Regions from separate parts of the Mus musculus genome. Here region 2 is linked to region 1. The links are chromatin loops, found by intact Hi-C in ENCODE. Cell type or tissue: heart. All regions are shown on one strand.

Region 1 (8,000 bases):
TGCACGCTACTCTGATCATTCCTATCAAGTTAGTCATTCAGTAACAGCTCCAGAAATGTTTACTAAGTGCCAACAACGTGCCAGGGACATTTAGACCCGAAGCAAACAACCCAGGTAGGGTGTCTTTCTTGGAACATATATACTGCTTGGGTGAATTGAATTGTTTTATTTCAAAGTGAAACCAAGGCCCAACAAAAATGGAAGAACCAAAAACTCTGCCAAGGCAGAGACCCCCATGGTAACTAACAGGGGAGCGCTTTCCGAATTGCACTGGTGTGTGTCAGCAGGGGGAACTATTAGCTACAGATTTCCATGTGTTCTGAGACTCAGCCGGCCACCCCTGGAATCAGAGGTCTGTATTTCTCAGCAGCTCTCTCAGTGTTTCTGATGCGGCCTGTCTAGAGCCGTTTTCCAAATGTTTGTCCTAGGACCACTGACCCTGAAGCCCATTTTCTCTGTGTCTGTCAAAGTTCCACACTATCCAAAAGGCAGTTTCAGCTGAGTAACTGCAAGAGACTTCCAGAGGGATAACTTGCAAATGTGTGCTAGGGTCTCCAAAGAACGGCAGAGAACCCCAAGGTGGGTCACACAATGCATAGCAACTGTCGGTATTTTAAACTCAGGAGGTCAGAGGGTGCTCCCCAGAATCAGAAGACAAGAAAGGACCCCCCAGAAATACTCATTAGTGGAGAAATGTAGCCAGTTAGTTTGAGCCAAATCCACCTAGAATATGGAAGGCCAAACAGCTATTGTCCATGGCCACGTAGACCAGCCTTCAGGGGGTAGCGAAGAGGATGGACAGTGCTGGAGGAGCACTCACAGGAAGAGCTTCTAGACCATGCATTCTTCAAATTGCACGCAACTTTGTTTGTTGCTTCATGTCTCCTCACTGTCTTTATTGCCAGCGACAACCCAGGCAAGCAATGCCAAGTTGTTTGCCTCTTCCTTTTCCTCCTCCCCCCCTCTTCCTCCTCCTCCTCCTCTTCTCTTCCTCCTCCTCCTCCTTCTCCTGTTCTTCTTTTCATAGCCAATGATATCAACGAGTATTCTCTATAGTACGTGTACAGTGATGGATTTTTTTTGTCTCTGTCTCTAACGTGTGTGTGTGTGTGTGTGTGTGTGTGTGTGTGTGTGTGTGTGTGTGAGAGAGAGAGAGAGAGAGAGAGAGAGAGAGAGAGTTTTGATGTTTGATGTCTTATTTTTCCACAATCTCTACCTCATTTTAAAAAGCTGTGTTCATCATCCTCATCATTAGCATGAGGGTATATGATGTGTATATATGTGTGATGTCTTTATGATACAATACTATAGCATGTGTGTGGACGTTAGATCACAACTCTGTGGGATTGAGTTTCTCTGCTCACATTAATGTGGTTCTGAGGGTTGCGCTCAGGAAGTTAGGCTTTTGTGGCAAGCACCCTTTACCCTCTGAGTCTTCTTTCCATGCCTCCTCTTTATTTTTCCAGACAGGGGGTTGTTCAATGAACTCGGAGCTCTTTGCTTCAGCTAGAGTAGCGGCTAAGTAAGTACTGGGAACCCTCTTGTCTCCACCTTGCCATCACTGAAATTACAGGTACTTGTCACTGTGTCTGGCTTTCACATGGGGTGCTGGGATCTGAACTCAGGTCCTCAGCTTACCCAGCGAGGGCTTTACCCACTGAGCCATCCATCTCCCCAGAGCATTAAAGGAGAGAACACTTCAAAGTAGGTGCATTACAGTTTTACAGCAAAGGAAATTAATTTACAGATTATGCAACTGACCAGTCACGCAGCAATATAAGCGATAAGTGATTGACTGGAGACCGCATATCTTACACCAGAGCCCATGCTATCAGCCTCTGCGTTTTCCCAGAAAAACACACATCCGAGTCACTCTGGGTAACTTCAGTGTGTGTGGTACTTGTTTTCTTGTACATAACTTTGTCATCATTCACAAGGGTGTTTGTGTTTATTAATTATTACAGGTTTCCTCTTCAGATCCAGGAAGCACCTTGGGCCTTGTGGAGCAACTGTTTTCCGCACGATTTGCCCTTCTTTTTTTTCCCCCCTATGCCCTGTGTAATGAAGAATGCAGCTCAGAGCCATTGTAGCAGTTCACTCTGAATGAGGGTTTCTCCAGGACTTGGTTCTTTTAACGGTAAGCCCAGGACAGATCCCGATGTGGCTGGGGTGGTTGACGATTGCCATGTTTTTAAAGCAGGCACAATTTTATAATGAGAAGACCAGACATTCTCAAACCACATTAAAAAAAATCAATAAAAATTAGAAACATGTTTGGAAAAGATACACACATGATGAATGAAGACTTAAATATATCGTTCTTCATACCTTATGAGCCTGGGATCTGGTTAGGGTTCATCTCATGGCATCTTAAAGCATAATTCATGAGTCTTCCTTAGGATCATTGGAGAGGCAGAAGTCATGTGATATGATGGGGAAGAGGAACTGGAAGACAGTTTGTTCCAGACAAGTCAGCTTGGCATCTAGAGATGTCAAGTGATGAAGGATGCAGGCTGTTGCAACAAAGCCCAGAACCCCATCTCCTTTAATCAGGTCCTAAGCATGTGACACCTGTCTCAAACACAGATGATGTTTATTTCACTGTGTTGTAACCACTTGTTTGTTGTTTGTGTCCCTTGCTAGACAGAAAGACCCTTGAGGACAGCATGCAGCAATCTGGAGATTTACAGTTGTCCCTGTTCCGTGGTCCTAGCTCAGTGACTGTTGAAAGCATCTTCAGCTACAAAGGAAGGGCACTTTCTCAAGGTCTGTGTTTGGGCTTTCTCAATTCAGAAAAACCTGTAACTTTCTAAGCCTGGTCTGAAGACATCAGGTATTCAAGTGGGCACAGGGGAGGCATAACTCCCTACACTATAAAAGGCGTTCCTGCTAAGCAATTTCCAACCTTGTCTGCCTCTGAGGTCTCTCTTGACTCTTCTTCATTCCTCCACCTGCCTTTTCGATTATCTTGCTTTTGGATCTCAAATAACCTTACTTCATCCTTAATGTTTGGCAGGATGCCAGGCAAATGAAAAAAAAAACAAGTGATTTTTTTTTGGGGGGGGGAGGGTTTGGGGTTTATTTTGGGTAGGGAAAGGAAGTAATTTAACTCGCATAAGTGGTGAGGCTTCTGTAGGAGACCATTCAAGAGTTGGTGTCAATGTGTATGTCCTGAGAAGGTGGTAAGAGGGACCTTGGGACACAACTCACTTTGAAATGCATTCCCGTTGTGCTAGCATGCTGCATGTCCAGATGAATTTGTTCTATGGCTAGAATCGACAAGATTGACGATCGTTTCAGGCATAAGTAAGGCTGAGTTATGGTTCTACTATGTACCCAAAGTCCGGATAGGAGGCAAGATCTCTGGAACCCCAAGACTGGTGTCCTTTGCTCTCTTGCAGTCCTGAAGTCTTACAGCCTGCAAATGTCTGGCTCCTGCAATGCCTGGCGTCTCCCATTTTTCTGATACTAACCGGACGGACGCGAAGTGAGAAGCATGGGTTTAGCTTCTGGAGAAAGTCTCCCAGTGCCCGGAGACAGTGGCTGAGAGAAGAGAAGAAATGGCAAGAAAGATAAAGCATGGCTTGGGGCTTCTTTACCATTAGGGGAGAAGATACCCACTTACAAGTGCTATTAAAGCCTGTGGTTAGATTTCACCAGTGTAAATTATTCACGGAGAACTGCCAAGGGTTTTCCCTCCCTGCAGGGTGAACAGCTGGCATTCTGCACTTCCCTGCCTTGCTAGTCTGGTGGGTTTTTTGAAGACTAGCGCCCTCTGGGGGTTGAAGTGAGAAAAACCAATCTAGGAAGAAAAAAGGAGGAAGGGTTTTTGCCCTTGGCTGCTCTTACCTAGTGATGAAAGCTGAGGGGCTTTGGAGAGAAATACTTTGTAATGCTACACTGAGTGTGTAGTGCCACATGACCTTGGGGCTAGTGGTATTTGAGGCTGCTTAATTGTCTTAAGCTAATGTGGCCTCGGCAGTACCACATCCCATGGAAGAGGTTTCCAGGGTATCTAGAGAGCCAGGCTCACTTTCTGTGTTTCCTGTAGGAAGGTACGAGGTATAACAGGACTCAAGACTAAGCTGAATGTGACTGTATGAACCTGAAACATCTAATACTTGGGAGGCTGAGGCAGGTGGGTCACTGGGAGTTTGAGGCCAGCCTGGACTGCATAGGAACTTTTGACACAGTCTAGGCTTCAGACGGAGATGCTGCCTCAAAATGAAAGATTGAAGGCTTGTCGAGAAGACAGGGTGGGCAGTGGTGGTGGTGCACACTTTTAATCCCAGCACTTGGGAGGCAGAGGCAGAAGGATCTCTTTCAGTTTGAGGCAAGCCAGATTTCTATATCAAGTTCCAGGCCAGGCAGGGCTACAAAGTAGAACCCTGTCCTGCAGGAGGAGGAGGAGGAGGAGGAGGAGGAGGAGGAGAAGGAGGAGGAGGAGGAGGAGGAGGAGGAGGAGGAGACGACAATATGTCAGACATATGACAGAATGGCTATATGACTCCTGGAGAAAGCGGCCTAGCATTTGTAAAAGCACTCAATCCATACAGGAGTCAAACTTACCTCGTTGATTTCCTTAAGAAGAGGAATTCTGTCCTCTGCTTTCAAGGCCTTGCTTGAACTTACTGGTAAGTTACTAATGTGTGACTCAAACTGTTACAGAAAGGGCCACGTTGGGGGAAGAGGCAGCAGGGAGGAGATGGAGGGCTTGCACAGCTGTGACAGAGGAAGCCTGAGAAGTCTGCCCGCGGCGATGCTGAGCATCAGAGAGAGGATGCCAGCCTCCTCGCCTCCTTTTCATCCCTCTAAAATGGAATTCCAAAGCTCAGGCCCACAACTCAGTCTAAGAGGACTTTGCTACACCTCAGCATCTCAAACACCCATTTGGAGAGCGGATTGTGTCTCTGCTTTCTGCATTCCAGTCACTGTGATGTATTTCTACGACTATATGTGTGTGTCATATATGTATGTGACTATATGACATATATATGTATGTATGTATGCATATATGTATACACACACACACATATATACACATATATATGACTAGATCTCTGCCCTCTTCTGCAGCTGAGGTGCTGACCCGGAAACTGAGGCAGACAGCAGTGGACGGACCACCTGAATTCTCTCCATCCATACTCTTTCATTGGTTCACCTTCCAGCTGACTGTGTGGGTGTGTATGTTTGCTGGCTCCCTCTGGAGCATGAACTCTCTAAGGTCCTGGGTACTGCAAGTTAGTAGTGCTATGGAGATACCAGAACAATCTTTACCAGCCTTCAACTAGTGGCTCGTATTTAAACCCACCACATCAGCTATAGACTGTAAGGAGAATAACATCACGTCCAGGGCATTGATGAGGCCAGACTTAAAGGCAATGGTGTAAGACTTTTACATGTGAGTGCTCTGGAATTTCATAAAGGCAAAAGTGGACGTCAAAAAGCCAATGCTAATTACAGGAAAGAATTCTCCAAAAAAAAAAAAATGTTTGCCATTGCCTCGAGCAATATGATCTAACATTCACTGTATGAACTCTGTCTCAAGAATTCAAACTTCTCCTCTACAAGATCCCGAAGCCTCAGAAGAGGATTTGTGTTTACTTCTTTCTCACTGGATCTCAAATGGCTACCAAATTTATCTAGTGTATTACATCACCATTGTCTCTCCACCAAGACCAAGGGCCAGAATTCAGGGGAGACCTCTCTAGGTGGGAGCTTACTCCTGTAAGATTGCTATCATGTCATGGTCACCAAAAGGCTTAACAGAGAAATGACTTCCAGGACTGTTTCATTACATGCTTAGTGATCGGAGCGATGTCACAGTGAGACTCTTTATGGATCTGCCAAGGGTCCCTGTGGCCTGGTAGTTCCTGAGGGTGAACCATCTAAACGGCCCAGTCAGCAGCTCTATGCAGTACTTCTCTGACCCGATCTCAGGAGCGAGACTCTATCACGTGTACTGTGTCTTTGGTCACACATGTCAGTCCTGATTCAGCATGAGGAGACCACATGAGCTATGGACACCAGGAAGGGAATGAGGTTCGCCGGGGACCATCTTGCCCCCTGGTTATTAAGGGATTCTATAAACATTCCATAAGAGGTTTGGGGTCAGGGGCACTGAGATGGTCCAGTGATTGAGAATGTTTGCCATATGGGTTTGATTACTTGAATTCGATCCCCAGAACCCTGAAAAAAAAAACAAGAGATGCCCCTAAAACAAGGCTTAAAAAAAGAACGGATTCCTGATATTCTTTAATCTCCATATACATCCATGTGCACTCACGCTCACACACACGTACACACACTAGCCAATATGAAGAAAGAGGTTTTAGGAAGAAAATATATGGAACAGCAGAACATTCAATCATATCGAGATGGGCTTTTGACTCTCAGGCCAAAAAATATTTAAAACAAAATTTTTTTTATCATCTAATTCCCCATCGTGACATTTACCCCAGCAGGCAGTGACCTACACCCTCTAGGTCAAACATTTTATAGCCTTCAGCAAGCTTTGCTCTGATAGAAACCCCTTAGCAACAAGCCCAGCAAATTGCAATTATAAAAACATGTCTGCTTCTCAGGAGGAATGCTGAGTCCTCAGTCAGCTGGCTTTCATCTGAGAGTCAGACCAGAGCTTGGTCAGAGTGTTGCTACAGGCAGGTGTTTTCTGGGGCAGGATGTGGTTGCACAGTGGCGCTCGCTCTCTGTCAGTCTGGGCAGAGGGATTCCACTGGCCTGATTGTTGCACGCTTGCTTCCTGAACAGGAAGTCCCTACCGCTTGGTGGACAGGTCCGTCCAAAACAAAACTGTTTGTATCCCAAGCCCCATCCCTGTGCTGAACCCCGAATGCTGTGGAACAGAGGTGACCCACGGACTCGATCATCAGCTACCACTCCCTATGGAGTGTTTACATTTATCACTCACTGGCTAACAAAGTCAAGCTATTTCCCCCGCAGAAACAAAAGCATAAACAGAAACACAGAGGGAGCAGCACTGAACAACGGCAGAGAAAATGACTGGTAGACTGGCAGACTGGCATATAGAGCCTTAGCAAACAGCTGAAGGCATGACCCAGGGCCTCCAAGATTATCTTGTAGAAAGAGGTTTCTTCTTCCCCTCCTCGTCGTCGTCCTTCTCCTCTTTTGCCTTCTCCTTCTCTTTCTTCTACTTCTCTCCTCCCCTCCTTCTTTCTCTCCCTTTCATTCTTTGTTTCTTTTTTTCTCGTTATTTGGAACTATACACACACATACACACACACACACACACACACACACACACACACACACACACAGAGAGAGAGAGAGAGAGAGAGAGAGAGAGAGAAAGAGAGAGAGAGAGAGAGAGAGAGAGAGAGAGAGAGAGAGAGAGAGAGAATTCTATTTCTTTAGTGGGCAATAGGTTAAAATGTATTGCTGTTACCTTTGAGCTTTCTTGAAAGAACACTCTGCAGTTAGCATTATCCTCCTCTACCCTCTGCTGAAGCATCCTGGTACACTCTTCTCCCATTTTACAAACATGTTTTCACAGACCATCCACTCCTTGGCATTGTGTCTGTTTCCATGTGCTGGCCTGTTTGGTTATGCCCGGTTGACCCACCTGAAAGATAAGCTTTGGTAGGCCTGAAGGTTCACATTCATAATCCTGGACCGGGAGGCCGAGAGAAAGAGGTTTCTTCAAGCTTGGGGTCAGCCATGGCTGCATGGTGAGGTCCAGGCCATGGGAGGCTACAGAGTGAGATTCTGTCTCAACAAAACAAAACAAAACAAAACAAAACAAAACAAAACAAAACAAAAAAAAGTAGCCAAATGAATAAGTAGTGAAGTCTATAAGAACACAAATTTTGCTTACTTTGCTGTTTGTTACCCCCCTCCACAAACCTAGAAAATAAATGACATTATGTTTGCTGATAAATAATTATTTTTTAAAAAGTTCTGCAGCAAGTCAGTTGTAGGCTGCTAAATCACTTCCCCAGTCTTTTGAGTCCAGATTTGACACA
Region 2 (8,000 bases), 350 kb before region 1:
CATGAGCCCCAGGGTTCAGAGAAAGACCCTGCTTCAGAGGAATTGGTAAAATGGTTTAAGAGGCAACGAACACAATCTTCTAGCCTCCACACATGCACAAAGGTACAATAAAAGGCTCAAAGGCAGGGCGTGGTGGCGCACGCCTTTAATCCCAGCACTCGGGAGGCAGAGGCAGGCGGATTTCTGAGTTTGAGGGCAGCCTGGTCTACAAAGTGAGTTCCAGGACAGCCAGGGCTATACAGAGAAACCCTGTCTCAAAAAACAAAAACAAAAACAAAACAAAACAAAAAAAAAAAAAAGGCTCAACTATTTTCATGGGTATAAATTTGATGGTTGCAGACAGATGACAGTAAAACAAACTTTCAAATAGAAAAAAATTTATCTAAAATTAAAAGAGACTTAGTTCTAAGTATCTGTTTACCATATATATAGATAGATAGATATAGATATAGATATAGATATAAATAATTTTATCTTACTTCACTCCAAAAATGTATATATGTATTTTTGAGAAAGAAGTATTCAGGACTGGAAAGATGATGTAGTGGTTAAGAGCAGAGCACTGGCTGCTCTAACTGTTGCCCATAACTGTAGCGACATGGGATCTGATGTCCTCTCCTGTTATGTAGGCATAAATGCAGACAATACACCCAAATGCATCAAATACATAAATAAATCTAAAAAAAGCATTGCCTTTCTTCATTCCCAAATATCCTGGCTAATTCCTTCAAAATGTTTTGAATGGCATCTCCTCCTACATTTAATGCAGAAACTAAGAACATTAATGTACCATAAAACTTAAATAAATGTCTCGGGGCTAGTGAGATGGCTCAGCGGGTAAGAGCACTGACTGCTCTTCCAGAGGTCCTGAGTTCAAATCCCAGCAACCACATGGTGGCTCACAATCACCCATAATGAGATCTGATGCCCTCTTCTGGTGTGTCTGAAGTCAGCTACAGTGTACTTACATATAATAATAAATAAATCTTTAAAAAAAAATGTCTCTAGTAGTATTAATCCTTAAGTTTTTCCAAAGCATTTAAACATTTCAAATGAATAAGTTTCTCACAATCTATCTAATATTGGAAAACAATGTATACAATTTTTGTCAAGCTGTACCATACAGAATTCAATTTATATATTAACACAAAATCATCTTACTGGTCCTCGAAGACAGTATTATGCTTTCAGCAAAGATAAAAATTCACATACAAATCAGTAGAATTGCACAAGTTCCACCAGCAATATTCTAAGCATTGTTAGGTCATTCATTCACCTAATAACCCGAGACTGGCACTCCTCACCAATTTACAGACCAATAAACTGAAGCACAGAGGCTAATTAACTTCCCAAGTTGCAAAGCTTGTAGGCAAGGCCTCAGGAAGTCCCTGTCCAGAGCCCTTTTCCTTTTTCAGACAGTTTCATGCAGCCTAGGAAGGCCTTGAGTGTACTGTGCGAACAAAGCTGGCCTTGAATTCTTCAATTCCTGCTTCTACTCCCAAAGTAATGCAGGTCTCGGCTTCAGAAACTCTTAACTAGCCAGCTGTGTCTCTTAAAGTGTAGAAACTATCACCTCATAAGAATCCACGATCATCTCAAAACAAAACAAACAAACAAAAAAAGATTTATTTTTATTTAGTGACAAATTAGATAAAACATGAGTATTTTAGGCTGCATTATTTTTTTTTAAATCTTACAGAGAGTGTGTGTGTGTGTGTGTGTGTGTGTGTAGGCCATGTGGAGGGGTGCCCTCATAAACCAGATGAGGGTATCAGATCCCTTGGTAAGCCACCCAATATGAATGAGAACCAAATTAGAAAGCAGAGAGAGAGCTCTTAAGAGCTCAGCTCTCTCAAGCTGCATCCTGAATTGTAAGAACTAAAGACTACTGGGTGGAAGGGACAGTAAGGCCTACAATCCCAGCAGCCAAGAGGCTGAGGCAGGAAGATCACTTTGAGTTCAAAGCCAGTCTGGACCACAGAGTAAGGAGATCTTATCTTTAAAATGCAAGAAAATGAGGGCAGGTAACAAACTCTGCAAATTACATATTAGAGGAAACTCTTTAACTTGAATTTGAGGATTTTAATGAATACACAACCAACAGATTTTTAATAGAAGCAGATTTATCTGCAAATGTTTCACAGGCCCCCAAAATAACCTTCAAAGCACAAATCTTGACAGTATGCTAAACAATTTTCCCAAGATACTCTGGCAACTCTAAAATAGATCAAAGAAACGGCGTGTGGACAGTAAATACAGGTATTATAATGTAAAATACTTTCCATACTTTCCTTAAAACCTTAGCAGGGGCCCGGGCAGGACAGTGGTGGCTCACGCCTTTAATCCCAGCACTTGGGAGGCAGAAGCAGGCAGGATTTCTGAGTTTGAGGCCAGCCTGGTCTAGAGAGTACAATGAGTTCCAGGACAGCCAGGGCTATAGAGAAAAACTCTACTGGAAAAACAAAAACAAAAACAAAAACACCTTAGCTGGGTATAGTGACTTTAATCTTAGCATTTGGGAGGCAGAGGTAGGTGGATCTCTGTGAGTTCAAAACTAGCCTGATCTATAGAGTGTGTGCCAGGATATCCAGAACTACACTGTAAGAACCTGAAGAGAAGAGACAGAGACAGAGACAAAGACAGGGAGAGGAGGTGAAGAGACAGAGACAGAAAGAGAGAAGGAGAAGACCTTATACTCAAGTATAGACCTACTGATTTTCCCCTATGCAAAAATCACAAATTTAAATGATCTCCACGGTTTAAAAGAGAGAGAGAGAGAGAGAACGGGGAAGGTGAAAGGCGATACTAATCATAGTTTCAAGCCCATCGGATAACCAGCAGTTCCAAGGACGGGTACTTAAAATAACTGCAAACTGCAAAGAACTGTCTGTTGTTTAGCACCTGGTCCAACAGTATACAAGATCCAAGGTGGTTAAAAGGGCTCACAGCAACTCAAAGTCACAAAATGATGACTCTGGACCATCAAAAGATGTTTAATTACATTCTGCATCCTGACTTAAGACAGATAAGAATTGTATACTTAATTTTAGCTTTTCATCCCAATCAGTTAAGCTAGCTTTTGATGCTTTAGAATAAGCCTGCAATTACCCCGTAAACTCAACTAATCAAGTGGAAAGGAATTCATTTCAAAGTCCCTAACAGCAAATGTTTGTCTCCTGAGTCAAAAAGCACTTGGTGTATAAAAGGTACACAAAGCAGGAGGGAAGCGGAGGGAGAATAAAATTAGAAGCTCTAAGAAAACAGAATAGCCAGTGTCTGTAAACACTAGCTAAATTTGTCTCCCACAAAACAAAGTGTGGGCACGGGGTGCCACATCAGCAGAGCTCCTGTTTTTGTTGGGCTTCTAAATCATCCGCTAGTTTCCTGAATTATTAATTTCAGTAATGGTTTTAAGCAGCATCGACTCTGGAGTGAGAACGTGATAATGTCTTTCTGATTTATACCACAAAACCAAATACTGGTCTTACACTTTTTGCCTTGTGGTAACACCAAGCTGGGGGCGGGGGGGCGGGGGAGAAACATACTTTTACTTTACTTTTAAATTATAACCATTCGAGGGAGCTCGTGTCTAGCCCAGACGCAACTTATCAAAAGAACTGTTACACCACTGAACAAAACTCCTTTTCAAAGAAGTCCGCTGCGACGCTTGCTCTCTCTCTCTCTGACTCCAAACGAAAACCTGAAGAACGCACAGAAAAACAACCTTGTGGCCCCGGTACTTTTGCTCGCCTCCAAGAAGGAAGTCTCCCTCCAAACAGGAAACAGCAAACAGCTCCTCCAGAGGTTCCAACTGGGAATCCTAGAATAACCGAACCCCTAACCCAGTCCTCAGGAGGAGGAAATTCGCCGCGCTGCTAGGTGCCAACACACCTGACAAGGCAGACGACGAATACCAGGAAAAACGATTTCAAAAAACTGACCCACGAAAAGAGGAAGGGGAGAGAAGTCACAAATCACTGCCAAAAAGCCCAGCCGATCGCAAAGAGAATTAAGTTTCTTCCTGTGCTTCCAATTCTCTATGACAAAATGTCTGTGTGTGTGTGTGTGTGTGTGTGTGTGTGTGTGTGTGTGTGTGTGCGCGTGCATAGTAGATGTGGGGGTGTGAGTGCATTCTTTTTTAAACCAATCTGTACCAAGCCACCGAGTAGCAGAGCTGCAAGTGCCACTTTCTCAAGTTCGCGATCGCCCTCCCCCATGGAAGTCAGGGGCTCCCAGAGGGCGCAGGGCAACGGGTCACGGGTTCGAGCCCCGCTGTCCCGCACAAGGACCGACGAGGGGAGAGCCCGATTGGAGCCGACCCGCGTGCGAGGAGCCCAGTGGCCGGCGCGGTAGTGCTTACCCATGCTGCGGCTCTGGCGGGGAGAGCGCGGCCCCGCGGCCCCTTCTGTGCACCGGCTCAGGCGCGGCGGGGAAGCGACTCCATCCGCCCGCGGCGCGCTTGGCCGCTCCTCACGCCCGGCCTCGGCCGCAGCCCCGGCAGGCGGGGGTGGGAGGGGGGGTGGAGAACGGGGTCCGCGCCTGAGCACAGGGCGCACTCAGCCACGCTCCCGGGCCGCTTCCGCTCGCAGCTGGCTGAGGCACTTGGCGGGGTCTCGCACGGTCAGCCCGCACCCGCTCCCTCGGAGGCGGAGCGCGCCACGCTCGAGAACGCGGTGGCAAGCCACGGGCCCAGTGTGAAGAGAGTCGGGACCCGGCTGGGGCGAAATCTCGCGAGAACGATCTGGGATTCCCGGCCACGCCCCCTGCGGCCCCCGCGCGCGCCACCCAGGCTCCGGCAGCTGGTGCCAGGTGCGGTGACGTCACGCGGGGGCGCGCGCCACCATCCTCCAGGTGTGGCGGGCTGCGGGCACTTGGTCTCCCTGGGGTGTACGACACAGCTGGCTGCCCGGCCCATACAGATACCAAAGGGGTTCTGCAAAATGAGCCCCGGTTACCCCACTTTCTTTTTTCTTTCTTTTTTATTTATTTTTTTTTTTTGCAAAGGTGTCGCTTGTGAGAGATCTAAAAGAGAACAGCTATGGGAGCGAGAACTTCGAAGTTCAAGGCGGGGTCCCCTTCCCCCCCCCGCAAATGTGGGGACCCCACAGTTCACCTACAGAGTTCCCTGCGGGTCAAAAGCAATGTTTTTCTTTGGGGTGGGTGAGAAACGCAGTGAATTTTTCATAGGCATACATTATTGTATTCCTTGAGTCTCTTGTTGGCCAAAGATGACTTCCTACACCCTCTTTTGAAATAGAAATCGTTCTAAATTAGGCATCGTGGTTTGAAACATTGCCAGGCATTATTTTTTTTTTCCTCTAGAGTCAATATGAAGGCCGGCGTAGGATTATTGTAATCAAACACGAGCTTTCTTCAACTTATTGACAAATTTAATTAATATGACCTTAATTTTCCTCCCCTCCTATTTGAAAAAGTCAACTTCAAGGCCTGAGCAAGTATGGGGGAGCAACGTGTTGACTGCCAACTATTGTGCCTAGTGTTGGTTTTTTGTTTTTTTTTTTTTTTTCAAGAAATTACGCCTTTGAATTCTCACAGCTACCGGACACTTAAACTGCTTTGCCCGTTGGAACCAGGCCGACTTGGGTCTCTGAAACTCAGCTCTGCCGTTTATTTTTTTGTAGGTCCCTGGGTGAATGAACCTGACTGGAGCTTTAGCAGTTAATGTGTTAAAAGAAATGTTTATTTACAGTGTAGAACAAGAGTAGAGACTTTGTAAATAGCCATTCCCACTCCCTCCTATAGCCCCGCTTTGAGCATCTTTCACTACTCCTAAAAAGATTGCCAATGGTGAATTCTGAAGCAAAACTTGTAGAAACAAGTGGATAAAACAGTTGCAATTAGTTCTGTGCAAGAAGAAACAAGGAAAACATTTCATTTGCACAAATAAACAAGATGTCAGCAGGGTATCACTGAACTCACTTGCCTTGTATTAGTCAAAGACTATTTATTGAGCAATACGTTCATTGTCTCCTCCCAAGCAAAGAACACAAATAAAAAATTCATAGCCCTTATCCTTCGTGACTTTGCATTCTGTTTCAAAGGCAAGACATGAACACAAAACAACTTAATAAACAGCCTAAAGTAGACCAAGTTGGGTTGTAAGAACCTAAAAGAAATTAAGTTATGACCAGCAAGGGAAGTCTCAAGGAGAGAGGCTGCACAGAGAAGTAAAACCAAAAACTCTCACAGTTCTAAAGCTAGGAGTGTCTTCCAAAGATAAAACCATGAAATCCAGGATTGTATTTATTTTTACATGTATGTGTTCCACATGTCGGTGCACCACATGCTTGCCTGTTCCTGTGGAGACTAAAAAAGGTCCATAAATCCCCTAGACTGGAGTTCCAGGCAAGTTTGAGCCACCAGATGGGAGTGCCAGGAACCAAACCCAGGTCCCCTACAAGAGCAGCAGGTGCCTTTAACAGCTGAGCCGGCAAGATGGTTCTTTGGGTAGCCAATGGATTCTTTTCACTCTGACCATTTACACACACACACACACACACACACACACACACACACACTTTTTAATCTTCTGCACAGTGAACATGTTAATCTGGCGTCATGAGACATCACATACTCTGTAACTGACACGATTTCCAACCAATCCAAATAATGTCTATCTACCATCATGTTTTCCTGGAGTTTTCTTAGGACTTAATCAAAAAATAAATAACTGCATTAAAATATTTTCCTGTTGGTAAAACTTTGTGACAAGGACCAATATAGTACCGAAGTGTTAGCAGTTACTCTAGGCTCCGCCCAACAGCTACCCAGCAACTAGTGTTGGCTTTGCCTGCCAGGTGCAAGCCAACCTGGCATATAAGAATTGTTCGGCTACCCTAGCTCTCTGTCTCTCTGTCTCTGTCTCTCTCAGTGTGAGTGTGTCTGTCTGTCTGTCTGTCTGTCTGTCTGTCTGTCTCTATGTCTCTGCTCTGTCTCTATCTCTGTCTCTCTCTCTCCTTCCAGTGTTCCCAACCCACCTCTTTCTCTCTTTCTCTTCTCTCTTTCTGTCATTCTCTGTCCCCCTCCTTTTTCTACCCCTTTTCCAGGTCCCCTTCCCTTCCCCCATAAACTTCCTTTTGTACTAGGCTTGTCGTAGGGTGGTGACTCCTCAGGGGAACACCTTGGCCTGCCAGCTGAGGTGCCCCTCCCACCTCTTTATGCCACCGTTTTATAAAACACAACAGAAGGAAAATCGAATGTTAACTAAATCGGGTTGTTTTTAAGGTACTTGTTGAGCGCAGAAGTTGCCAGCAACTAATTCTTCTTTGTTTCTTTGTTCTTAGTTTCAAAATACTAGGTTTCCTGAACAGTGTTTTAATTGTTATCTTGTTTGGCTTGGCTAATTTCTGCTGCAGTTAAGTTTCTACCACCTCGATATTTTTTTTAAAACTGCTCTTTAGAAAACAATTGTAGGAAATTATAATCTTAATCACAAAGCGTATACAGTGAGTTCATAAAAAAAAAAAATCTGAGCATACAGCCTCCCTTACATTCTCCTATACCCTACCCTCTGCTGGAACTGGTGTCCCATCCATCAGCCGGTGACAGGATCCTGTTATTCCACTAGCAGTTTGGGGGATACGCTCAGACATGTGACCACTCTAAGCATTCCCACTCTTGTTGTCTTTTAAAAGTTTTAAATCTAGGCCTGGTGGGGAGGCTCAGTGGTAGGATGTTTACCTGGTGTGTGCAAGCTCTAGGTTCCTTCTCAGCTCTGAAAACTTGTTTTTAATTCATCAGTGATGATAATAAAGGAAAAGAAAAGAGAGATGAAAACAATAATATGATGGCCCCATTCAACGGCATCACCAGTCTGCCTACTGCAGGGACCTTTTTAATGTTGCTGTCTGCACTAGATTGGATACCAATGTCATAGGCTCCTCAAAGGATCTCTACAGGAGTCTCTTTCAAGAACTAATAGTCCCCCAGAATGTTAAAGCTGTCTATTGGTGACAGGTTCTCACTTTGTAGCCCAGGTT

The links. Peaks named below come from ENCODE experiments on the same cell type or tissue, not always from the same donor. Only the 100,000 strongest peaks of a DNase experiment are listed, where the experiment ranks them.
Region 2: it touches region 1 in a loop (2.9-fold over the local background); 3 of 42 quality-filtered maps call a loop at or near these places.

What each region holds. Positions count from the first base shown.
Region 1 is chr17:43,226,294-43,234,293 of GRCm38, forward strand. No RefSeq gene overlaps it. Among named protein-coding and RNA genes, the nearest start is that of Adgrf1, 40 kb to the right of the region's middle. In heart, CTCF peaks have their summits at 3,783 (motif pointing left) and 3,986; DNase peaks (open chromatin) are centred at 3,758 and 6,738.
Region 2 is chr17:42,871,953-42,879,952 of GRCm38, forward strand. It overlaps Cd2ap (CD2-associated protein), which reads right to left and starts at 4,472. Exons shown (of 18, transcript NM_009847.3): 1 at 4,361-4,472. The coding sequence starts at 4,364. In heart, a CTCF peak has its summit at 3,794; DNase peaks (open chromatin) are centred at 3,879 and 4,749; H3K4me3 peaks cover 2,669 bases; H3K27ac peaks cover 2,383 bases.